3 separate regions of the Homo sapiens genome follow, and all the other regions are linked to region 2. A link is a contact called in ENCODE Hi-C data. All regions are on one chromosome and are shown on one strand. The core of a region is the stretch at or near the end of the contact, and the rest is flanking DNA. Distances in the headings are between cores, read along the strand shown. Region 1 overlaps FRY (FRY microtubule binding protein). Region 2 has its middle 120 kb from the start of FRY-AS1. Region 3 overlaps FRY (FRY microtubule binding protein).

Region 1 (3,647 bases), core at 77-2,576, 220 kb after region 2:
CTGGCATTTACCAGCTCTGTGACCTGACCAGTCACACTTAACCCCTCCCATCCTCACTTCCCTTATCTGCAAGGTGATGATAATGACACTAACCTTAGAGAGTGGTTCTGAGGATTCTTAGCACATGACAAACACTCAGTAACTGTTAAATATTTTATTATTTATCCCACTCTCATATTAATAATTCCTTTATCTATATACATGAATTAAGACTTGAGAGAGTATTACATACTTATGCAAAATAATGTAGCAAAAGAATGACTATTCTGGGAACTATAGAGCTCATCTGTATAGGAAAGCTGTTTCAGTGACTTCCCGTACTGGTGTTGCCTATCTTGAGCTGAGGTCTTAATATGATATTGATAGAATGAGGACTTTAGGGATTGTTTTTGGCAATCTTCCCAATGGCAACAGAAAATAAAGGGAAATAGCCAGTGTAGATATTAACATGTTATTATATTTAGCCTTGGACTCTTTCTTTTCTTTCTTTCTTTCTTTCTTTTTTTTTTTTTTTTTTTTTTGAATTTGAGACAGGGGTCTCACTCTGTCACCCAGGCTGGAGTGCAGTGGCATGATCTTGATTCACTGCAACCTCTGCCTCCCAGGCACAAGTGATCCTCCCACCTCAGCCTCCCAAGTAGCTGGGACTACGGGTGCCGCCATCATGCCCAACTAATTTTTGTATTTTTTTGTAGAGACAGGGTTTGGCCATGTCACCCAGGCTGGTCTGGAATTCTGGGCTCAAACGATCTGCCTGCCTTGGCCTCCCAAAGTGTCAGGATTACAGGCATGAGCCATGGCATCTGGCTGCCCTGGACTCTTGAATGAAAACAATACCTGATATAGACCACAATAAGTTACTACCAATAAGGCCAGGAAGGAGAGAGAGGTGGGCAGAATTCTGCCAACTTTCCTTTTAAAAAAGTTGACATTTTGTTTAAAAAAAAAATGTTGGCAGGCCAACTTTCCTACAGAATGAGTCATTGAGCAACCAAGAACACCCTTACATATGACAACAGTCCACTGGCAGTAGTGTCCTTTCTTAAGGAACCCTTCTAAAGGTTTCCTTGTTGAGGTGGGAGAGGGAAACGTTCCTGACTTGCTTATGAAACTAGGTGAATAATAAACACACCTAAAATGTCAGAGCGAACAAGTAAACAGCTCTGTGCCTGAGGCTGTCAGGCATAGGGCCTAAAATAAGTTCGATGTCTTCTGCCTCTCTTCCCATGTTTACCTTCCCTGGGGATCTGTGTTTGTGGGCTAACTAGGAGCCCAGGGCCTAACACACACACTAAGTAATAAATAGAAATGTATTGGAAGTGAATGACTGAATGAATCAACCAGTGACTCAGTGGATACACGTGTGCTTGCTGGTTAGAGATGCTTTGTCCTTTTAGAATAGTGAATTGAAATATAAGAGTGAAAAAACCAGCCTTGCAGAATGTCATTGAGGCCATTGCAAACATACAAATTTCAATACAAATGTTTGAATCCAGTGATTTTTAATAGACTATGGAATATGCTCTGTTGATACATGATTGAATTAAGAGCTACTTACTGAAACTTGTTTAAATACATTCTATGTGTACATTTCAACCTACTCTCCCTCCCTATACTCTTTTTCTGCTTCCCAGGAATGTGCACATTACTTCCTCGAGGTCAAAGACAAAGATATCAAGCATGCCTTGGCTGGGCTTTTTGTTGAAATACTTGTTCCAGTTGCTGCTGTGAGTTTCATTTCTAAAAACTCCTTCAAATTGTATCACAAAATCAACAATTTTATTAATATAATATTCACATGCATCTCTATTTCAGGCTGTTAAAAATGAAGTAAATGTTCCCTGCCTTAGAAATTTTGTGGAAAGCCTGTATGACACCACGCTGGAACTTTCTTCTCGAAAGAAGCATTCCTTGGTTAGTAACTATGAGAAAATCGAAAACACAAACAAAACTGCACAGACTAAAATTCCTAGACAGGAATCTGTTTGAGGATCCTAAGGACTCCACAGATAGGAAAAGTACCTAAAGCTCCCTCAAAAAGAGGCAGCATTTGAAACTGAAGCTGGCTTTTTGTATTGACCATGATTGAATGATATTCATGTAGGGGGATTAGACCGCATCACCTCAGATGACCCTCTGGTCCTAAGGAGTCTGTTATTTACTTTCAAGATTGGCTTAACTTGATTTTTATTTTAATTTCTGAGAACTTTTTTCCAATCTGAAGGCTAAAGTTTATAATAACAGTTTCTCTTCTCAATCCCCAGGAGCCTGCCCTGGCAAATTTCTATCTGGATGCTAGGATCAAAATGGAAACAGGCAGGAAAAGGAGTTGGGAAATAGACAGTTGCCCATAGGAAGGATTATCTGAAGGCTGGGAAAATAATTCTTGGGAAGGTTTCGGTACTGAAGAGCAGTATAGAAAATCTTTTAGGTTACCACCACCTTTTACCCGCTATGGTGAATAAAGCTTTGGTTTATGAATCGGCGAGTGATGTAACAGCTGTAATGTGAAAGTCAGGAGGAAGCAAGTTGTTTAGGGATCTGGTTACTGGCATGGTTTATGCTAGTCTCCAAAGGATGAGCATCCCTACCATGATTTGAGCAGGTACTTAGGGTTGCTTTGCTGGTAGTGGTGACAAATTTGCTCATTCGTCTACATTCTGTGGTCATTGTGACTAACTGCATGCATATTTTTTAGATTACTGACTAGCATTAGAGCTGCACTCAATGGTAGCAGTAGTTCCAAGTCCCTTTAAAACTAAGTTAATTTAAAAAAAAACGACTAATGAACTGTTAAGCATTGTGGGCAGTTGTTTCTTGTTAATTCAAGTTAACAGATGAGCCAGTTACATTTTTATTTCATGGCCCTTGATTAAGAGGGAATCATAAAGGTCTATTACATCTGGCTTAGCAAAATGGTGATGGGTTCTGCATGTATGATTTTTTTCGGTGGCTGTTCATTACCTTTGCTGTCTTCTCAAGTTGCTGCGGGAAGCTGGCCCAGTTAGGCAGGAAAAGCACAGTAGCACCTCTGTTTATTTGGTCATAAGCAAATTCCTCCTGTGGTTAAATTTGTCTTGGTAGAGTTTACCAATGCAATAACACTTCTTTTAGGAATCTTCCTTAATTACCAGAAGGTTGCATGCAAAAGAAAATATAGACAACTACCTCTAAGATAGGGACAAATTATTAGATGTCTATGAGCAAAAAAGCCAATAACATTTTCAAAATCTGTGTGCCTTCCTGCTTTTTTTTCTGGAGATTAAGAGAGTGATCTAAGATGGTAAGTTTGTTTTTAAATTTTATAAGTAAAGTCTAAATCATTGAATCAGATTTCTGCATTATTATACATGAAACTTCTTTCATTTTATTACACGCTATCCATAATTCTTGGTTATTCCATCCCCAGCATTATCAGAAAGCGTTTGTGAAATGCGCGCCAGTGCCCTGCATCCACTGGGCACTGTTGTGCTACACAGTGTCCTGTTTCTTGCCCACAGGGCCCCCGAGGGAGATGGCAAGGTAGTGGGTACAGAGAATGTATGTTACCTGGTTTGTTGAAATATAAATGATCCTGTGACCTCCTCTCCTTTCTCCTCAGGCCTTGTACCCCCTGGTGACCTGTTTGCTCTGTGTCAGTCAGAAGC
Region 2 (3,732 bases), core at 28-2,527:
TGCAAATGCTACTGGGTAGTTTTCCTCTGTTTTGAGCCCCACCCTTCCTGTTGCTAAGCAGATGAACTGGATTACATAAATTGTCAATTTCTCAGCTGTGACAATGAAAAAGACAGGACAACAGTAGCCAGAAATGAGGACAGCTGCTTCTAGCACTTGGGATTTGGGGTTAGATGATGAAGAGAGAATCAAAAGGAAATAGGTGAAGTTAGCATAAGTAAAAAGTTAGACACAATTCTATTACTTTAATACAAACTCTGTTAACATTTGGGTATATTTCTTTCAGAGATTGGTACTCATATTAGAGTGGAGTTATTTGGGTTTTTGTTTTTCCTTTATGCCTACTTATAATTTACATGCTCTTATCCTTTGTTTTATAATATTTACAAGTTGCAGTTATTATTTTAATATTTCAGGTTAAGTTGACTTTTCAATATGGAGTCAGTTTTAAGTGTGTGCGTTTTAAAGGGGCATATTTGCATTTCTGACCCACAAAGACTAACATCACTTGTGACAATTAATTTTCACTCATCTAAATTTTGCAATGTTTTTAAACCAAAACAGGTTTAATAATGATAGGTATCCACTAAACATCCAGCTTTTATCACATCACCTGTAGCTTCCCATGGAAATTTTCTACGAAGCAAACATTGGCTAGTATTACAGATATTTCCTTTTCAAGCCCTCATGTTTAATCAACTCCGCTTACCTGTGTGGCTTTAATAAGCGTAATGCCAACTCCAGCTCCCCAGAGTGAGGTAAACAGTATGTATGGGCATAATTAGCAAATCATTTGGTTGTAAGATGTTGTATGATTCACATATTTGGTTTTCTTTAATGAGGCATTCCTCTCCAGACACATTAGTCGTTTCCCAAAATGCTCCTTTGCAAATAGCTATAGAAACAGCAAATGATGAACTAAAAAAGGTGTGCTGCACGTGGGACACCAGAGGGCGCTAGAGTAATGTTATAATGTGCCTCTGCTTTTCTCTTAGCTTTGCTATTAAAAAATTAAAGCTTTTAAAATAATACACTACCTTGTCTTGAAGACATTTATTTGAAGTTATACGATATAGCTTTATGATTTGAGTCAAACATTTATTATTATTTATCATTACAGTCAGCATCTTCTCAAAAGCAGGTCTTTTATTCCCATGCTGAATTTTAGAAAAGAAATTCTAACAATAGTCCTCCTCTTAGACTTTTTTTTTTTAAGGAAAACACATTATTATTCTTAGATTGTGACTTTGTCCTCTCCCAAGAGACAGTCACGTGTGTTAAAATGTTTAGTAGTTCTAGTCTGCTAGAAATGAATAATAGAGGAAGTGAATTATTTCTAAACTTTTAGAACCACAGAATTTGGGCATTTGATCAGTATTTGTCTACTGTTGAATTTAAAATAAAACATATGAATGTATCAGGATAAAGTGGCAGTGCTGCAAAAATTTGAAGTGCTGAAAAAAGTTAGAAAATTAAATTGGCATTTATTAATAATAAGCAACCATTTTAGTGTAGCTAGAAGGTTTATTTTCTAGTGTTAAGCTGTCTTAAAAATCAGAGGTATTTTTGTTCAACATAATTTACTGAAAAGTGTGTATAGAATGCTTAATATGTATGTGCCTAAAATTGCTCTTAGTGACCAAATATTCACATGCTGGGTGTGGTGGCTCATGCCTGTAATCCCAGCACTTCAGGAGGTAAGAGGGTTCCTTGAGGCCAGGAATTCAAGAGCAGCCTAAGCAACATAACAGGACCCTGTCTCCACAAAAATTTTAAAAGCAGCCAGGTGTGGTGGTGTGTGCCTGTAGTCCTAGCTACTTGGGAGGCTAAGGCAGGAGGATTGCCTGAGTTCATGTGTTCAAGGCTATAGTGAGCAGTGATCGTGCCGCTAGACTCCAGCCTGGGTGACAGAGCGAGACCCTGTCTCAAAACAAAAAATCAAACCCCAAAACCACAAAAAATTCACAAGACAACTTACGTAATCTAAGATATAAATCACACATACCAGACATGAAATTTGCAAATGTGTATCAGATAAAATACTATGTGTTTAAAGGATGGGGATGCTATGTGACTGAAGGGTTAGGGGAGACTGGCGAAATGGAAGGAACTAGCTGAGCTTGAAGGATGGGGTAGGATCTAATTCAGCAGAAAACAAATTATAGCAGAATAACCATGGCCAGAAAGGGAGAGATGACACAAATGCATGTGCAGCAATATATCAAGCATCTGCTTTTCATCTTTCCACAGGGAGGTCCCATCTCGCATTGTAAAGGGCATTGTTTTTATGTTATTTCTTTGTCTTTCATGTTGTGGTGTGTATTGGTTTGGGTTTTCTGGTTGTTTTCTTTGTGTTCTTTTACCAGAAAACAAAAACAAAAACAGCCTTTCAGAGGGGAAATCATTCCTCATCCCCAATATGACCAGTATTTGTTCCAGCCTTTCCCAGCTCTGGTCCAGCCAGATGAGAGTGCTGCTGTAATGTCCAGTGCTATGGCTGGGCGGCCTCAGGGAGAGCGAGGGTTCAAGTCCTCAGCCTTCTCACAGCGCTGCATCCAGGTGGATGCCACAGATCTTTCGATGCTGTGCCCTGTACACTGGGAAATTGTCTGTTTCCCTCTAGGGACTGAGGTTCTCAAGGTAGAATCATGGCCTGATTCCACTTTGTAGTCCTAATGCTCAATGCACATTGGGAAGTCAGTAAATATTTCTTTTTTAATGTAATTATCTATTTATTAGTCCAAGATCAGTGTAAATGTATTGTAGAAAATTATAAAATACATATAAGAAAAATACTTTTTGAAAAACATTGTAATCCTACAACAGTTTATTGGTATTACCTTAGTGCCTATCCTTCCAAACACTTTCTGTCCACCTCTATGTTTATCTGTTTTGCTATGTATCTACCTATCTAGGTATTTTTAAACTGAGATTAGACTATACACACTTTTATAGCCAGTGTTTTCTCATTTAATAATCTCCACATTTCCATGTTAGTAAGTATTGATCTTAAATGATCATTCCTATCAACAAACTTGCTGCATAAAAATCCCCCTGGGGAATGCTTGCCAAAATGCAGATTCCTAGGGCCCAGGCTGGATCTGCAGATTCAGAATCTCCAGGGTTATGGCTCTGGAATTTGTATTTTCACAAGCATCTGAATGCTCATATTCCAGTCACTGATCTACACCATCATTTTGGGGAGCCAGAATAGATTTCCACTGTCTAGACAGATATATTGCATTTAACCAATCCCTAGTTCAGTTTTTTCATTATCATGAGGCAGGTCATAAAGATCATTAAGTGATGAGCATCATAAGTTAAGATGGTAGACATTCTAAATCTCTATAAATGTCAACACAGATTTATTTATGGTTAATATAGGAAGTTAAAAATCTATGCCCAGTCTTGACAGATGGAGCTTTTTGGTTATAAGGTGGTTATCCCAAAACCACAAAGCAAAATCATAAAATGAACAGAACTGCAGGGGTGTGTCTTTCTTCCTTCCCTCCTTCCTTCCTCCCTTTCTTTTTTTTTTTCTTTTTCTTTTCAGTTGTGGGCCATGGGAACATAAATCCAGGTGTGGGTAGCCAGATGACTCAAGTCCCCAGATTTGGTGCTCTCTCCTCTGTTTATGTGGACACAGTGACTAGTTTTGCCTCTCTCAATCCTTTTGACCTCTGCTGACAGATTCTTTCTTAATACTGCTGATTTGGTTGTAATGAAACAACC
Region 3 (3,258 bases), core at 692-3,191, 210 kb after region 2:
CATATTTTTATATTTATATTAAAATATGATTTTAATGGTTTCAAAAATAGTCCACACCAAATTCCACATCTTATTAAGCATTTACATGTAGTTGGACATTTATGTTGTTTCCATCCTTTTGCTATAATAAATAATGCTGTCCTGCACCTTCTTACTTATCTTTAATTATGGACTTGAGATAAATTCTAAGAGTGGCCTTCTTGGGAATGATTTTTATTAGGTTCTTGATATGTATTTCCAGAGATGTTATGCCTGTTTTTTTCTATCAGCGGTATATGAATATATCCACTTTATCACTGCTCATCAACTCTGGGCGTTATAATTTGCTTATACAGTTTGTTGATTAGCTAGTTAAAACCCATTTCATTGTAGTTTTACATATTCTGGAGACAAGGCCTTAGTCAGACATGTGTTTCGCAAATATTTTCTCCCACTCTGTGGTTTGTCCCTTATCACGATCTTAACTGAATTCTTCTAAAAGCAGAAGTTTTTGGTTTTGAAGAGTTTCATTATATGAAATTTTATCATAGACTTTGCTTATGGGGCCGTACCTAAGAAATCCTTGCCTAATACAAAGTCACAAAGGTTTTATCCTATGTTTTCTTGGAGTTTTATATTTTTAGGTTTTATACTTAAATTTATGAGGCATTTTGTGGAAACTTTTGCATAGAGTAATGAGATATGGATTGAAGTGTTTTTTTATAGTAATCAGTTAAAAAATCAGGACTCTTTCCAGATAAGGAAATTAGAATAACAATTCTACCAAAGGCACATTTGTTCTTTAAAGAAAAAGGGAGAAGTTTGCCTTTAATGTAACAGGGGGTAAATTATTGCTGCCCATTTATATTTTGAGTCTAATTTGGGGCATACTTCAAATTAATGAATGAATAATTATTGTCCAAAACCATACATTATTATTACCACTTAGGTTATTTGGTGATGGGGGCAGATTTGTTTATATCATGTAAATTATTAATGTAACTGTATTCATATATTTATACAACAAACATTTTTAGGACGGAAGAAGCATTCATCTACTTTAGGCAGATGAACGTGGGAACATAATATCTTTGCAGTTCCATGAATAACCTGTATGCAATTAACATCTGATTTCTAGAATGAAAGGGAGTCAAAGTAATTAACTTTCTTGAACTACAAAATTATTCTTATATGGGGAACATTTGTCACCATTAAGAGACAGGCTCTTGGGAATGTACTAATAAAGATTATGAAAGAAAGGACTGTGATACGGAAGAAAATATTTTAGTGAGTAGTGCTTGGGGTTACTTGTGAAATAAAAAGTTTCTCAGTAATTGGCAGTGCTACCAGTGTTCTAATCACCTGCATTTTCCTCCATAGGTCATCAGCTCAATGAGCTCCCTTTCTGAGTACTGCCTGCCTTCCATTCTACGTACATTATTTGACTGGTATAAAAGGCAAAATGGCATTGAGGATGAATCACATGAATACAGACCAAGAACAAGCAATAAATCAAAAAGGTACATTTCTTTTGTGTAAGGATCATGGTTTTATTTTGTTTTGTTTTCAGGAAACATAAATCAAAATTAGAGTTACAAGGCAATTGGGTCTTCCTGACTCTTCACAAGGATGCCTAGCAGGTGCTGCAGGGGCCCTGTGTCTGTAGCAGGTAACCCATTTGGAGCACCGAGTCACTGCCAGCCGTCACGGGTTGAAAATTCATACACAGCTTTATTTCAACTTTGGTGGAGACAGGTGTGAAGGGCCACAGGTCACTTTCTTGCCAGCTTCTTTCCTCTGCCCTCTCCCACTGAGTCTACACCCAAAGCAGAATGCTGACTTCAGGCCTTGCGTGACATGCCAAGATATTTTAGTCCTCGTTCCAGTAACCTTGAGTGCTCAGTGTACTGTAGTGGGAAGGACGCTGGACTGGACGTTAGTGGTAGTCCTGGCGCTGCCACTATTTAGCCATGTGACTTTGGGCAGCTCCCCGCCTCTCTGTACCTCAGCCTCCTTGTGAGCAAAACAAGGAAGTTAGGTGACACCATCTCCAACTCCTCCTTCCAGCTGAGTATTTTGTTTATTTATTCTCTGTTCCCTTCTTCCTGTGGGTTTGAAAAATGGAACTTGCTGCTCCAGGAGCATATCAGCATCTGTAAAACTTAAGATTCTCATTAATGTGTGTCCTCCCCAAATTTTAGGTAAGCACATATAATTTCATATGTTTAGTCAACCTATAGCAAGGCAGTGAATATAAGAAAGATTAATACACTTACCTTTTTTAAAAAAAATAAAAGATTATTTTAAAAAGTAGTTAGATTTCTCCACATGAATGGATTATTCCAATTAAAAAAATACTTTTAAAGTCTGTAAACTGAAATTAATCAACCAGAAAATCAGACATTAACTACTTTTTGTGAATGATTTATTTCTCTCATTTTTCTTGAAAGTCCTAATACTGTTTCAAAAGACTTCTTTTGAAATAGAAGAATTGTAACATTACCATGTTACACTTCAACAAAATTTGTAATCTGCTTTTATAATGTGCTTGAATTTATGCAAGATTTAATCATATAATTTTGTTTGGGAGAGAGATTAATAACTTTTTCGTATTGAATTTTTTTTAGTGAAGAAGGAAATTTTTAGAATTTTTAGATATAACTCAGATGCCATAAAATTCACCCTTTTAAAGTATATAATTCAATGTTTTTAGTATATTTACAGGGTTGTACAACCATTACCACTCTAATTTCAGAACATTTTTATCACCCCCAAATCCTGTACCCATTAGCAGCCTCTCCTCATGAATATTTTTTTAATTTATCAGGTTTTAAAAATAGAATTTAAATTGTTTATCTGAAAAATGGTTCAGACCATGTGATTAAGAAATTAAAAGGATCATTTTATTATTTTTTCCATATTACATGTTGTCTTATGAACAGATATTAAACCTTCCCAGGGGCAGGGAGTGGGACAGTTTTTAGTGAGTTGAATTGAGTTTTAGTTTTGTTCCTCTGTTTTGTCAGAATTTAGTTGCTGAAATTAGATTTTTCATGAATTGATTTCTTTATGGATTAAAAATTATAGTTTTTAAAATTGTGTTACTGATTATTTTCAGGAGATCAGAGTAAGTACTGAGATCAGATAAAGAATCAGGACAGTAAAATTTGACTTAGTAGCATTTTAGTTAATGCTTGAATTTTTAAAATAAGAGAGAAAATGTGCTTAGAAAACAGCCAAATGAATGAAGCTCTCTAGGGTATGGTGTAGCTAAATGTG

Evidence for each region. A loop is a pair of places that touch in the nucleus more often than their neighbours do. Pooled maps may share reads with other maps.
Region 1: a map of IMR-90 shows a loop between it and region 2 (2.6-fold over the local background). The contact joins two enhancer-like sites. A Hi-C loop is called at or near these places in 2 of 168 maps with a recorded cell type or tissue (IMR-90 and naive thymus-derived CD4-positive, alpha-beta T cell) and 2 of 37 single-sample maps with no recorded cell type.
Region 3: a loop to region 2 is called in a map of left ventricle myocardium inferior, with 2.2 times the contacts of the local background. The contact joins two enhancer-like sites. A Hi-C loop is called at or near these places in 1 of 168 maps with a recorded cell type or tissue (left ventricle myocardium inferior), 2 of 37 single-sample maps with no recorded cell type and 6 of 50 pooled maps.

Annotation. Positions count from the first base shown.
Region 1 is chr13:32,133,270-32,136,916 of GRCh38, forward strand. It overlaps FRY (FRY microtubule binding protein), which reads left to right. Exons shown (of 61, transcript NM_023037.3): 9 at 1,635-1,727; 10 at 1,816-1,914; 11 at 3,602-3,647. Among named protein-coding and RNA genes, the nearest start is that of FRY, 100 kb to the left of the region's middle. Within about 2 kb of position 1,327, at least 3 of the 41 ENCODE cell types and tissues checked have a DNase peak (open chromatin) inside an H3K27ac peak, as active enhancers do.
Region 2 is chr13:31,909,139-31,912,870 of GRCh38, forward strand. It overlaps the pseudogene EEF1DP3. Among named protein-coding and RNA genes, the nearest start is that of FRY-AS1, 120 kb to the right of the region's middle. Within about 2 kb of position 1,278, at least 4 of the 41 ENCODE cell types and tissues checked have a DNase peak (open chromatin) inside an H3K27ac peak, as active enhancers do; they include left ventricle myocardium inferior, where a contact is called at or near this core.
Region 3 is chr13:32,115,975-32,119,232 of GRCh38, forward strand. FRY (FRY microtubule binding protein) reads left to right here. Exons shown (of 61, transcript NM_023037.3): 4 at 1,360-1,499. Among named protein-coding and RNA genes, the nearest start is that of FRY, 86 kb to the left of the region's middle. Within about 2 kb of position 1,942, at least 14 of the 41 ENCODE cell types and tissues checked have a DNase peak (open chromatin) inside an H3K27ac peak, as active enhancers do; they include left ventricle myocardium inferior, where a contact is called at or near this core.